Regions from separate parts of the Homo sapiens genome. Here region 2 is linked to region 1. Evidence: read pairs that join two places in POLR2A ChIA-PET (ENCODE). Cell type or tissue: B cell. All regions are shown on one strand. Links, peaks and the distances in the headings refer to the core of each region. The heading gives the core; the rest is flanking DNA.

Region 1 (7,585 bases), core at 2,996-6,995:
TTATTCATATAGCATGTATCAGTACATCATTCTCTTTTTTTTTTTTGAGATGGAGTTTCGCTCTTGTTATCCAGGCTGGAGTGCAGTGGTGTGATCTCGGCCCACTGCAACCTCTGCCTCCTGGGTTCAAGTGATTCTCCTGCCTCAGCCTCCCAAGTAACTGGGATTGCAGGCCTGTGCCACCATGCCTGGCTAATTTTGTATTTTTAATGGAGACGAGGTTTCTCCATGTTGTTCAGGCTGGTCTTGAACTCCCGACCTCAGGTGATCCGCCCATCTCGGCCTGCCAAAGTGCTGGGATTACAGGTGTGAGCCACTGCGCCAGGCCCATCATTCTCTTTTATGGCTGAATATTATTCTGTTGAATGCTTATACAGTATTTTATTTGTCCATTTATCAGTGAATGGACGTTGGGTTGTTTGCACATTTCAGTTATGAATAATGCTGCTATAAATATGAACATTCATGTACAAGTTTTTGCATGGATTTGTTTTAATTTATCTTGGGTATATATACCTAGGAGTAGAGTTGCTGGGTTGTATGGTAACTCTGTGTTTAATATTTTGCAGAACTGCTAGTCTGTTTTCTAAAGTGGCTGCATAGTTTTACGTTTCCATCAGCCGTGTAGGAAATATGTGGCCTTTTGTAATTGGCTTCTTTCACTTAGCATAATATGTTCAAGGTTTATCCATGTTGTGGTATGTATCAGTACTTCATTCCTTTTAATGGCTGAATAATGTCCCATTGCATGGATATAACACATTTATCCTTCAGAAAGCTTTTTATCCAAAAGTATTCAGTGAAGCATTAGTTATAATTTTAAAAAATTGAAAATTACCTTAATTTTTAACAAAAAAGAGTCGTTAAATTAGGTACATCTGCATATATCTTTTATTAGTAATTCATTGTAAAGGATTTCAAAGGAAAACAATTGTTAGAGTGCTAAAGTAGGATACAAAATTGTACGTGTACAACTGTTCAGTGTACCTGGTTTTGGGGGATGGTTATTAATTTCTTTATTTTTAATTTTCTTAGTCTCCTCTGTTGCCCAGGATGGAGTGCAGTAGTGTGATCATACTTGGTGTAACCTCGAACTCCAGGGCTCAAGTAAGCCTCGCACCTCAGCCTCCTGAGTAGTTAGGACTACAGGCACATGTCATCATGCCCAGCTAATTTAAAAATTTTTTTTGGTAGAGATAGGGTCTTGCTCTGTTGCCCAGGTTGGTTGTGAACTCCTGGGCTCAAGCAATCCTGTGCCTTAGCCTCCTAAAGCACTGTGATTACAGATGTAAGCTACTGGGCCCAGCCCCCAATTTAAAAATGTTTCTATATTTTCCACACTTTTTACAATGATCATATATTCCTTTTATAATCAAAGTAAAAGAATAGTTTTTTTAAATGATAATAGAGGTTGCCTATGGTGGTGTGCGCTTTAGTCCCAGCTACATGGGAGGCTGAGGTGAGAGGATTGCTTGAGCCAAAGGACTTGAGTCTAGCCTGGACAACATAATGAGACCCTATCTCTAAAAAAACAAAACCCAGACCAGGCACAGTGGCTCATTCCTGTAATCCCAGCACTTTGGGAGGACAAGGTGGGAGGATTGCTTGAGCCCTGGAGTTTGAGACCAGCTTGGACAACATAAAAAAACCCTGTCTCTGAAAAAAAAAAAAAATTGCCTGGTGAGGTGGTATACACCTTTGTCCCAGCAACTCAGGAGGCTGAGACAGGAAGATCTCTGGAGCCTGGAAGGTTGAGGCTGTAGTGAGCTCGGGTTGTGCTCCAGCCTGGGTGACAGAGTGAGACCCTGTTGCTCCCCCCGCCCCAAAATAAAACCCAAAACCGTAAAACCAACAGTAGCTGTATCTTTGTATGTTACTGATATAAATTTATTCAGCCAAGAAAAGCAGGATCATCAGTGTAAGGAGTGTTAATATTCTATATTGATTCATGATTAGCATATATTATAAATAAAATAATTTCTGACTATGGCTAAGAGAACTTTTAATTTTTCACATGGACCTAAGCATTTCAATTTATAATAGCAGTGTAGAATAATTCTTGTGTATTTGACTTCTGAAATGAGGGAGAGGAAAAATACAGGCAATGCATATTTTAAGCATAATGAACAGTATTGTTTCTTTCAGAGCTCCTTGCAAGAAACAAACTCTATTCTAGGATTTTTAGGCAGAAAGATATCTTATGGTAGGCAATTTGGTACTTACAAAATCATTGCATGGTCTGGAAGAGCTGGAATCAGAGGGTTATCACTAGATTAATATATTCAAGAACATAAGCCCATAGCTGTGACTGAGAGGTCAGGAAACAAACTGGTAAGTAGTCATAGGAACACTGAATCTGGTACCACAGCTTCTTCCAGTTGCCTTTATATCTGGTGAGTAGAGTTAGGCTATCACAATTGTTTCTAAACCTTCTTTGTGTCATTGCTCACCACTTAAATCAGCAACAGAAAGATAGCTTCCATTATCACTTCTGCTTTACAAATCTCATAAGAGGCTGTCTAACTAGCAGAACCTTGTTTGCATTTCCAATACTAACTGTAAAGGAAAGTCTGGGAAATGTAGCTTTTTTTTTTTTTTTTTGGTTGGGGGGACAGGGTCTCACTGTGTCACCCATGCTGGAGTGCAGTGACATGATCTTGGCTCACTGCAGCCTCAACCTCCTGGGCTCAAGCAATCCTCCTGGGCCCAAGCAGTCCTCCCCGGCTCAAGAGGTCCTCCTTAGTAGCTGGGACTATAGGTGCTCATCACCACACCCAGCTAATTAAAAAAATTGTTTTTTGTGGAGATGGGATCTCACTGTATTGCCCAGTCTGGTCTTGAACTCCTGGGCTTAAGTGATCCTCCTGCCTTGGCCTCTCAAAATGCTGGGATTATAGGCATGAGCAAATGCACCTGGCCAGTTTTTTTTTTTTTTTTTTTTTTTAAATAAAGCATTCCTGCCCTTGACGTACAAGAAGGCACGTATAGGGAGTGGTGAGAGGGAATGAATGCCAACTATTTCATGACTAGCCTTCAGAAGCCTCTGTTTACTAGGTAATAAGGCTTTATACTCAGCGTACAGTTGACCCTTGAACAACATGGGTTTGAACCGTGCAATTCCACTTACATGTAGGCTTTCTTTAGCCTCTGCCACCCCTGAGACAGCGAGACCAACCCCTCCTTTTCCTCCTTCTCTTCAGTCTACTCAACTTGAAGATGATAAGGATGAAGACTTTATGATGATCTACTCCACTTAATGAATAGTAATTATATTTTCTCTTCTTTATGATTTTCTTAACATTTTCTTTTCTCTAGCTTAATTTATTGTAATAATACAATATATAATACATATACTAGATACATGTTAATGGACTGTTTCTGTTAATGTAAGGCTCCTGGTCAGCAGTAGGCTATTAACTTTTGGGAGTCAAAAGTTACTTGCAGATTTTTGATGGAGTGAGGGGCTGACAGGTTGCCGGGACCATAATCCCTGTGTAGTTCATGGGTCAACTGTATTTTATTTACTATTTTATTCTATTTTATTTTTTTAGATGGAGTTTTGCTCTGTCGCCCAGGCTGGAGTGCAGTGGCGCAATCTTGGCTGACTGCAACCTCTGCCTCCTGGGTTCAAGCGATTCTCGTGCCTCAGTCTCCCAAGTAGCTGGGATTATAGGGGCCCGCCACCATGCCCAGCTAATTTTTGTATTTTTAGTAGAGACTGGGTTTCACCATGTTGGCCATGCTGGTCTCAAACTCCTGACCTCAGGTAATCCACCCGCCTTGGCCTCCCAAAGTGCTGGGATTACAGGCGTGAGTCACCTCGCCCGGCCTTGGGTCAGCTGTATTTTAAAGGTGGTAAGGTTAACAATATTCAACTTAGATTTGATTTGTTCAGAAATTTTTCTTTTCTTTTAATCTGAACCATTGATGTTCTATTTTCATAATGTGTCAGTTGTAGTGTTTCATTGGAAGTAAATGGATGTTTGTAGAATTTTTTTTCTTTTTCTTTTTTTTTTTTGAGACAGGATCTCACTCTGATGCCCAGGCGAGTGCAGTGGCACGATCATGTCTCACTGCAGCCTCAACTTCCTGCGGTCAGGTGATTCTCCCACCTCAGCCTCCCAAGTCGGTGGGACTATAGGTGTGTGCCACCATGCCCAGCTTTTTTTTCTTTTTTTTTGCATTTTTTTGTAGAGATGGGGCTCCGCCATGTTGCCCAGGCTGGTCTCGAACTACTAGGTTCCAGTGATCCGCCCTCTTCGGCCTCCCAAAGTGTTGGAATTACAGGTGTGAAGCACCATATCCTACCGAAATTTTCTTTGTAGTGTGTTTCTCTTTGGATTGAATAGGTAAAATATTGCCAATAGATGTAAAAGTCTCCATACTTTTTTCCCTAATAGTTGGGCTTTTATAGAATTGAATTAATATGTAATTTTTTTTCTTTTATTATTTGATTATTTTACCTCCATTTATTATTTTGTCAAAAATGGGAGAAGTGGCCGGGCGTGGTGGCTCACACCCATAATCCCAGCACTTTGAGAAACGGAGGCAGGTGGATCGCATGAGCCCAGGAGTTTGAGACCGGCCTGGGCAAAATAGTGAGACTCTATCTCTATCAAAAAAGTAAATAAATAAATTAGCTTGGCATGGTGGTCCCAGCTACTTAGAAGGATTGCTTAAGCCCCGGAGGTTGAGGCTACAGTGGGTCATGATCATCCCACTACACTCCAGCCTGGGTGACAGAGGGAGACCCTGCCTCAAAAAAAAAAAAAATTGTGGTAATGTTTAAAAATAGTATGTGAACTAGTAAATGCAACTTTTCCTCTTATAATGTGGAATCAAGATGTTACACTTTTTAGTTCCTGATAAAATAAAGTTTTGAGAATGCTAGAAGATACTTAAGTGTAATTTTTTTATCTGAAGATATTTCTACCTCCCAAGTTTCATGAAATATCAGCCTATTGAGTAGTTTCAGTATGGTGAGTGTCTCATTAAAAAGCCATATGCTAAATAACTTCCAAATACTGTAATTTCGATTCCTTTTTTTTTAGAGAGAGCCTCACTCTATGGTCCAGGCTGAAGTGCAGTGGTGCAGTCATACCTCACTACAGCCCCAAACCCCTGGCTTCAGATGATCCTTCTGCCTCAGTATCTGAGATAGCTGGGAATATAGGTTTGAGCCACTGGGCCTGGTAGATTCTTCACTAAGTATTTGAGAGCAAATTAGGGATTTTTAGCTTCTGGTACCATTTGTTGCTTGCAACAGAAAGTTAGGTTGACCTGGAAACTTAACTGCTTTAGAGATACCTACTGACTACTTTGGCAAGGACCTGGAAACTTAACTGCTTTAGAGATGCTATTGACTACTTTGGAGGAGCAAGGAATGAGGCTTTGGTATAGACATTTTCAGGCACTGAAATTTAAGGGTTGTTGTTGTTCCTTCTACCCCCACCACTTTTCAAATTGATTACTTTTCTTTGATCAGTATTATTTATTAATAGTATTCTGTGTCAGCAAGTTAGGGTAATTGTTAAATGTTTTGGCTCCTGTATTCTATACATTTTTTTTGTAAAAACTGCTTAATACATTTTAGAGCTGACATTAATGTTTTTCATCATAAGTTTAAAAGGTTGCAAAAGATTTAGTTTCTGGTGTATTGTCTGTTGTATATGTTTTTACATAATGTATTGACTAAGATCTTGACCTTAAAGTGATTTTGGTTATTCACTTTAATGGGAAGTACTGCTATAAAATCTAATTGCTGGTCCTCATAGTCAAACCAGCCAAATGGAGTATGTTTTCTCATCAGAAGTGGTTTTATTTTTAATTCTAAGAAACACATCGGTACCTGCACTCAGTGACTTTCACTTTCTACTTCTAAGACAGGTTGATAAAGCAAGGAGTCATGTCAAGAGTTTGTAGCATAGGCCGGGTGCAGTGGCTCACGCCTGTAATCCCAGCACTTTGGGAGGCCGAGGCGGGTGAATCACGAGGTCAGGAGATCGAGACCATCCTGGCGAACATGGTGAAACCCTGTCTCTACTAAAAAATACAAAAAATTAGCTGGGCGTGGTGGCACGCGCCTGTAGTCCCAGCTACTCTGGAGGCTGAGGCAGGAGAATGGCATGAACCCAGGAGGCAGAGCTTGCAGTGAGCTGAGATCGCACCACTGCACTCCAGCCTGGGTGACAGAGCGAGACTCTGTCTCAAAAAAAAAAAAAAGAGTTTGTAGCATAAGGCATCATTTCTTTCAGTATTTCTTGTTTTGCTCACATGAGACTTTTCCCCAGTCTCTCCCAATTGTCCTTTTGGTGCATTGGAGATTTCTTGAGGTAAGGAACATGTTAAAACTTGAGATGAATAAGAGAAATGACTTTTTTTTTTTCCTTCTTAGAAACAGGGACTCGCTCTGTCACCTAAGCTGTAGTAGAGTGGCACAGTCATAACTCACTACTGCAGCCTCAAACTCCTGGGCTCAAGTAGTCCTTTTGCCTCAGCCTTTTGAGTAGCTAGGATCACAGGTGCGTGCCACCATTCTTGGCTAATTATTTTATTTTACTTTTGTAGAGACAGGGTCTCACTATGTTGCCCAGGCTGGTCTTCACCTCCTGGCCTAAAGTGATCCTCCTGCCTCCACCTCCCAAAGTGCTACGATTATAGGTGTGAGCTACTGTGTCTGGCCTTGACTTTCTTTTATAACATAGAAGAGCTATTGTGAAAGGAAAGATGGAAGAGACAAGGAATCGTGCTTGGATACGTCAATTTTAGAAGAGCACAAAAGGCAGTTGGTGATCTGAAAATTGATTTCCTTAAAATTGTCTAGACCTGTGTACCCCCTGGAAAGTATCAAACCTTATACTGGGTTGAGGACTCTTGAGTTAAGGGAACAGCTTATCTTCTGCCTTAATTGGTATCGTGTATTTATCTTTTGAAGTAAATTATTTCACTTTTTAATTTTACCTTGAAAGTTTTGAGAAACTGTATAACTGGCTGCTTCTTTTTTCTTTCTTTTTTTTTTTTTGTTTTTTTTTTTTTTGAGACAGGGTATGGCTCTGTCGCCCAGGCTGGAGTGCAGTGGCGCGGGGTCAATGGCAGCCTCCACCTCCCAGGGCTCAAATGATCCTCCCATCTCAGACTCCTGAGTAGCAGAGACTACAGGCTGGCACCAGGCTGGCTGGTTAATTTTTGTATTTTTAGTAGAGACGGGATTTGGCCATGTTGCCCAGGCTGATCTCAAACTCCTGGGCTCAAGTGATCTGCACACCTCGTCCTCCCAGAGTGGTAGGATTATAGGCATGAGCCACCATGCCTGGCCATAACTGACTTTTATGATGAAACCAGCGTAGTTTTTATAGTACTTTACAGGCCAGCGAACATAGTAATTAGAACCTCATGGAAGTGATTGCCAAAATATAAAAATTAGAAAAAAAGAAAACTGTATCTTTGTCTTTTACTCCATACCAAGGTAAATTCTTGATTTTTCCCAGAGTTCAAGATAAAAAAGGAAAACCTTAAAAATACTAGGAGAAAACATCGGTCAATATAAAAACTCTTGGGTATGGGGAGGGCTTTCACAAGAAGCCTT
Region 2 (7,000 bases), core at 296-4,295, 110 kb before region 1:
TTCCAGGGATTTAAGTTTTTGTAACTCATCAAAAATAATTTCTGAACAAATAAGATATATGTATTGTATTATATGTACTTTACATGAATTCCTGATTTAATTCTTGTAACATTTCTGTAAGATAGTTGCTATTATAATTCCTATTTTTACAAATGAGAAAATTGACAAAATGTGAAAATATCTGTCCCACATCATACTGAGTAAAAGGTGGACCTGGGATTTAGTCTAAGCAGTCTGATTCAAAAGTCCAAACTCTAAACCACCTTACGTATTGAAATATATGCAACATAGGCTGGGCTCAGTGGCTCACTCCTGTAATCCCAGCACTTTGGGAGGCAGAGGCAGGCAAATTACTTGAGGTCAGGAGTTAGAGACCAGCCTGGCCAACATGGTGAAACCCCACCTCTACTAAAAATACAAAAATTAGCCGGGCATGGTGGCACACACCTGTAATCCCTTGAGGGAGGAGAATTGCTTGAACCCAGAGGCGGAGGTTGCAGTGAGCCGAGATCATGCCACTGCACTCCAGCCTGGGCGACAAAGCAAGACTCCATCTGAAAAAAAAAAAAAAAAAAAAAAAAAAAATATATATATATATACACACACACACACATATATATAACATATATGTTATATATATATTAACATATATATGTATATATAATATATACATATATATTATATATACATATATATGTTTATATATATATAACATATATATGTATATATATATAAAACATATATATGTATATATATATAACATATATATGTATATATACACACACACAACATAGAAGGAAGTTTTTATGGTAATTATCAACATGGAATATTTTTGTTGCTTTAAATTTTTCAAGTGGAATAGTTATAAGAACAGCTAACAATTTGTTGCATATTTGCTAAGCACTTTATACGGATTGTTCCATTAAACGCTCACAGCAGCACAATAAGACCAGTGAGATTCTACCAAAGTATGCTGCTATAATGATATCAAATTCTCAGTGGTATATGTAAACAAAAGTTTTATTTGTCACTCACTTTATATGTCAGCCAAGACACTTAAAATTTTACATATATGTACACATATATCCTGTTTGCTGCCAATCTCTGTGTATGTGTGTATGTAGTTTAACATACTTGTATGTATTGAATTTTACCATCTTAAAAAAGCATTTTAATAGAAATCCTTAGATTTGTAAAAATAAAACATTAAATTAGATTTATTATAATTCAGTAGCTATAGGTATACAAATGAATTTGAGAGTAAAAATCAGTGGAAGAAAAAATATTAGAGTGCCAAAGGTTTATAGTAGGTTTACCTACAAACTTGTCACCCTGTCAAAAGCTCTCCAAGAGACTTCATTAATAAATTTCTTATTCTTATGCTTTGTTTTTCATGAGGGCAATTTCTATAGTAGAGAAGTAGCCATTCATAGTGAATAATGTGTCAATTATTGAGATAGGAATTATAGATTACAAAAGCGAATAACTATATGTATTTTTCTCTTTGTAGCAGCCAGAATAAAGATAAATGAAGAATTCAAAAATAATAAAAGTGAAACTTCTTCTAAGAAAATAGAAGAGGTACAGTAATTTTTTCAATTATAGTAAAACTTATACAATTATCTTGTCAAAGAGGAAATGATGAAGATAGAGGGGTTATGTAAAATAAAAACCATTACTTGATAGTTAAGGCCATCACAACTGTAGATAACCTTCACTTATTTGGTATGGCTCACCTCCTCAGGCTCATCTGCCGACACCAAAATACAGCAAGGTACCCCATCAACAGAACATGGAAATAGCCATGATCAAAGCCAGAACAGCTGAACAAACCCAGAAACCTACAGAAATTCTATCTTCACTTAAAGCAAGTGACTGGAACTAAAGAGAATGAGTGTTGTAGTAACTCAGAACTACAGAGGAAACTTCTACTCTTAACTGAACTAAGCGGTTAGATATTTATTTTTAATCCCATCTTGGCAATGACAAACAGCCGCAGTATGAACTATTCTTGCTTTGCTTTCTGTATTTGCATTTTGGTCACTTGCTCTAGTTGAAGACACTGTACAGACACTACTTTCTCAGCTCCCTAATACTCCTAGTAGAAGTTTATTGAAAAAAATGCACAATTTTTCTTTTCCTATATATTATGTATTCTGGCATATACATATTATCTCTGTCCTCAGCTTCCTATGTCTAACTATATAAAGGTAAGGAAAGGACCCTTAGGAAGAAAACAAAACAAAAAAATGGAAAATAATTTGCAAGATAGTTATGGTTCCAAGAATTGATTTGGTTCCAAGAATTGATATGGTTCCAAGAATTGATTCCTTTAAAAAGAATCCTTTTTAAAGGAAGGTACAAACTAGAGAAATTTTCTATGTTCATAGAATTTCCAGATGTTTAAAAAAAACTGATAAAAAATGCATTTATATTTAGTGGAGAAAATGCTATTTTTGAAATAGTAAATACCTTTAATAATGGAGCTCATGAGACAAAATGAGATAGCCTAAGTATTCCCTCTCTATAAAATAAACAAAAAGGGAAAGATTTTGCTGAAACATGATAGGGCAAATAGGGAATATGTAATTTTTATTCATGGCAGAAATTAAAATGACCATATAATCAACTCATGACTTGAAGGGAAGTTAAAAGGTATATGAGGAAGTTTGTACTGTTTGCTATTCAGTAGACTAATTCATAACATATGATAATTTTTTAATTTTGAAATTATGATTAAAGACTTTTAAATTGAGGTCTGTTTATATCAAGTAAACTGGGAAAATGAACTACAATCTCCCAAATTCATTTTACTTACAGAGCATTAATTTAACATTAAGCAATCTAGAAATTCCATATTTGTTATATACAAATGTATATTTTGTACTTTCTGCAACTGAAAAATATTAAGATTTTAGTAATTTTAAAATAATTGCTTTGTTATTAGAGGGTTGATACAGTCTTGGCACTAAAAGGAATCTCAGGCATCCTCTCTAGACCAGCAGTTCTCAAACGTGGTCATCTCAAAGAACCTTTACACTCTTACAAATTGAGGACCCCAAAAAGCTTTGTTTATATCATTATTTACCATATTAGAAATGTAAACTGAGAATTTTTAAAAATATATATTGATTAATTCATTTTAAAATAACAATTTTATTATATGTTAAAAAGTAACATGATATTTATGAAAAATAACTATTTTTAAAAATGTAGTGAGAAGAGTGGTATTGGTTTTTTTGTTTTTGTTTTGTTTTTGTTTTTGTTTTGAGATGGAGTTTCGCTCTTGTTGCCCAGGCTGGAGTGCAGTGGCATGATCCCAGGTCACTGCAACCTCCACCTCTGGGTTCAAGCAATTCTCATGCCTCATCCTCCTGAGTAGCTGGGATTACAGGTGCATGCTACCACACCCAGCTAATTTTTGTATTTTTAGTAGACGGGTTTCACCATGTTGGCCAGGCTAGTCTTGAACTCCTGACCTCAGGTGATCCACCCACCTCAGCCTCCCAAAGTGCTGGGATTACAGGCGTGAGCCACTGTGCCCAGCCCCCTGCAATATGTTTTTTAGGTTGAAGTATATGAAGAAAATTCAGCCTTACACAGATTTGTAGTTGGAAAAGAGTAAAACAATTAGATAATTGTGATTTTTTCTTTTCTTTATTTTTTTGGGTAGAGAGGAGGTCTTGCTTTGTTGCCCAGGCTGGTTTCAAACTCCTGGCTTCAAGCGACCCTCCTGCCTTAGCCTCCCAAAGTTCTGGGATTACAGGCATAAGCCACGTAATTGTGAATATTTTTTAATACTACGCCTTGACATGAGGTAATTTCTTTTTTTTTGAGACGGAGTCTCACTCTGTCACCCAGTTAAAGGTTAGTTCCAATGTGCAACTCTGTTATCTGTCAGACAAATGGAATTTTTTTTGGCGGGGGGGGGGTTCCAGGATTCATGCAGACCACCTCCTCCTCATCTTCTCTGGACCCGCCTAATCCCTTATTCCTCAACTAGCCTTGTTTCCAGCCTTATATCTAGGACTTGACTCAGTTTATGTACCTCCAGTGGCTGAGGAGACCCATTATTTTCTCCTTCTCTGCCCTGCTAAGCCCCTTCCCAGGTGTCAGGAGATGAGGCTTTGCTCTCCCACAGCTCTCTCCATGGCAGTTAATTCCAGCTCCCTCCTTTTGATGCTCAGACCAAAAACCTTGGTGCTTTCTTGACTGCTATTCTTCTCTCACACTTATATCCAATCTGATAGCAAATCCTGTTGACTTAAATATCAAAATATTAATATATACAGAACTCAACTACTTCTTATCCTCCCTGTAATTATCTCCGAGTCCAAGCCACCATCATCTCTCTTGTTATAACAGCCTCTTAATGGGCCTCCTGCTTCTAGCCGCACTCCCTACAGCCTATTCTCAGTACTTTTAAAAACAGAATAAACCTTAAAAAAAGAAAAAAAAAGGCATATCTCAGCACTCTACTACTCACAACCCCATGACTCTTCATCTCATTCAAGAAAAATCTAAAGTGCTTAACATGACCTACAAGACTGTCATCTGACCTTTGTTACCTTGCCACCTCAACTTGAACCACATCCCCCTCATTCTTCCAATCTCAGCCCCTTCTTTGAGGGTCCTTGAATTTACCAAAAAGTTTCCTCACTTAGGGTTTTTATGCTGTTGCCTCTTCTTGGGATATTCTCTTCCATGCCCTCAAAGCTTCGTTTAGGTAGACCAGTGAACTTTAATTGATATTTCCCTGTGAATGGATTTTTTACCCATGCATGATTTTGTAACATCACGCAGTGATGATTTAGAAAATGCAGGTTCATTAAATACTACAGATCTTCCAGATATTGACATAGTTCATTACATATTTTTAAATTATATCTATCAATACTAATATCCATCTCATCAGAAAAATCTTTAAGGCTGGGCATGGTGGCTCACACCTGTAATCCCAACACTTTTGGAGGCTGAAGTGGGAGGGTCACTTGAGCCCAGGAGTTCAAGGCTGCAGTGAGTTATGATTACACCACTGCACTCCAGCCTGGGTGACAAAGCAAGACCTTGTCTCAAAAACAAAGCAAGAAAAAAATATTTAAGTATTGTGAAGCTATCAAGCTTACCCTGGCAGATACAAGTTCTCCAGAATTCTGATATTTGCTTGAAAGCTTCAGTTTTGTCATTGTCAGCAAATACTGTCAGTTGTTTTCTTTGAAGTGACACACTCTACTTTTCTAAGAAAATAAGAAAATATCTGCCAAATAGCTAAGTCTAAATAATCTTAATTTGTCAGTGGTTCTGTAAAGGTAAAAAATGGTATTTTGATGGAGAAAGCTCTACTGCTGACAACTCAAACCATGCAGAAGGCTGTAGTGTTTTGAAAGTAATTTTGACCTCACAGATCCCTGAAAGGGTCTCAGGGTCTCTCAAGTACATATTATTTGATGAGGTCTGAAACTCAAAGAGAGTAGGTGATTAACCCAAGGCCATACACTTAATGACACAGCCAAAGTTGGAGTTCAAGTGTTCTGAACATCTAATTCTATAAAAGAAAGATTCAACTGCCCTCCCAAAAATGTGCATTTTAAACACACTTAAAAATACACATTGTAACAAAAAATACTCTAAATCTGTTTTGGAAGAAAATATAGAATTGATAGATAAAAGTTAAAACTATATGCATATCTGAGCTTTCTATACTAGTTGGAATGGTTATAAAAAGTTAAAAGCAGTACCGTAGTCCCCCTTTATCATTGGGGAATACATTTTAAGATCCTCAGTGGATGCCTCAAATCTCTGATAGTACCAAATCCTATATACTATGTTTTTATTATATATACTTTCCTATGATAAAGTTTAATTTATAAATTAGACACAGTACTCTTGTGCTTTGGAGCCATTATTAAGTAAAATAAGAGTTACTTGAATATAAGCACTGCAGTGTGGCAACAGTCAATCTTGATAACCGAGATGGCTACTAAGTGACCACAGGTGGACAGTGTATACAATATGGATATGCTGGACAAATAAATGATTCACATCCCAGACAGGCTGGAGCAGATGGCATGAGATTTCATCATGCTACTCAGAGTGACATGTGATTAAAAACTTATACATTATTTATTTTGGGAATTTTCTATTTAATATTTTCAGACCACAGTTGACCACGGATAACTGAAACTGCAGATAAGGAGAAACTACTGTATTACTTGAAAAGAAATTATAGTAAAACTATCGTTTTCAAAAACAGTACATTCATATGAAACACCTAAAGGACTTACTCTATTTGTTTGGTTTTCTTAACAGCTAATGAAAATAGGTTCTGATGTTGAATTATTACTCAGAACATCTGTTATACAAGGTATTCACACAGACCACAATACACTGAGTAAGTAAAATTAAAGAAAAATGGTTTCTAACTGCAATGTGTTTTAAAATATTGAATAATTATAGCACATGTAATGCTGAGTGATAAAACAGCTTGATTTTGCCAGACAATATGGTATATAGCATATATATTTTACAAGGTTATAGTCTATAAGACTGAATTATGAAACTTTGTTTTGCCACATTTGTTTCAATTTTTATTTTTTATTTTTATCTTCTTATATTTCAACACTAATTATGAAGACAGTACAACTATATATTTTTATCATATTTATTTACAGTTCTTAATTTTTCTGGCATCATTTATCACTTACCTAGACTATTTCTTTACCTTTTACTCTATAATGAGTTTTGTTTTTTGTTTTTTTGTTTTTGTTTTTTTTTTGGGTTTTTTGAGATGGAGTCTCACTCTGTCGCCCAGGCTGGAGTGCAGTAGTGCGATCTTGGCTCGCTGCAACCTCCACCTCCTGGGTTCAAGCATTTCTCATGCCTCAGCCTCCCAACTAGCTAGGACTACAGGCACACACCACCCATGCCCAGCTAATTTTTGTATTTTTAATAGAAACAGGGTTTTACTTTGTTGGCCAGGCTGGTCTCAAACTCCTGACCT

Evidence for each region. Peaks named below come from ENCODE experiments on the same cell type or tissue, not always from the same donor. Only the 100,000 strongest peaks of a DNase experiment are listed, where the experiment ranks them.
Region 2: POLR2A ChIA-PET joins it to region 1 with 5 read pairs; 8 of 35 experiments call an interaction of 5 or more read pairs at or near these places.

The regions. Positions count from the first base shown.
Region 1 is chr5:131,283,465-131,291,049 of GRCh38, forward strand. The region is part of intron 1 of CDC42SE2 (CDC42 small effector 2); the gene reads left to right. Among named protein-coding and RNA genes, the nearest start is that of CDC42SE2, 23 kb to the left of the region's middle. RefSeq lists an enhancer at 5,805-5,864. In B cell, for the core only: no CTCF peak of the experiment used is centred there; DNase peaks (open chromatin) are centred at 5,079 and 5,849; H3K4me3 peaks cover 1,298 bases; H3K27ac peaks cover 2,424 bases.
Region 2 is chr5:131,180,719-131,187,718 of GRCh38, forward strand. LYRM7 (LYR motif containing 7) reads left to right here. Exons shown (of 5, transcript NM_181705.4): 3 at 1,511-1,581; 4 at 6,310-6,391. Among named protein-coding and RNA genes, the nearest start is that of LYRM7, 13 kb to the left of the region's middle. In B cell, for the core only: no CTCF peak of the experiment used is centred there; no DNase peak of the experiment used is centred there.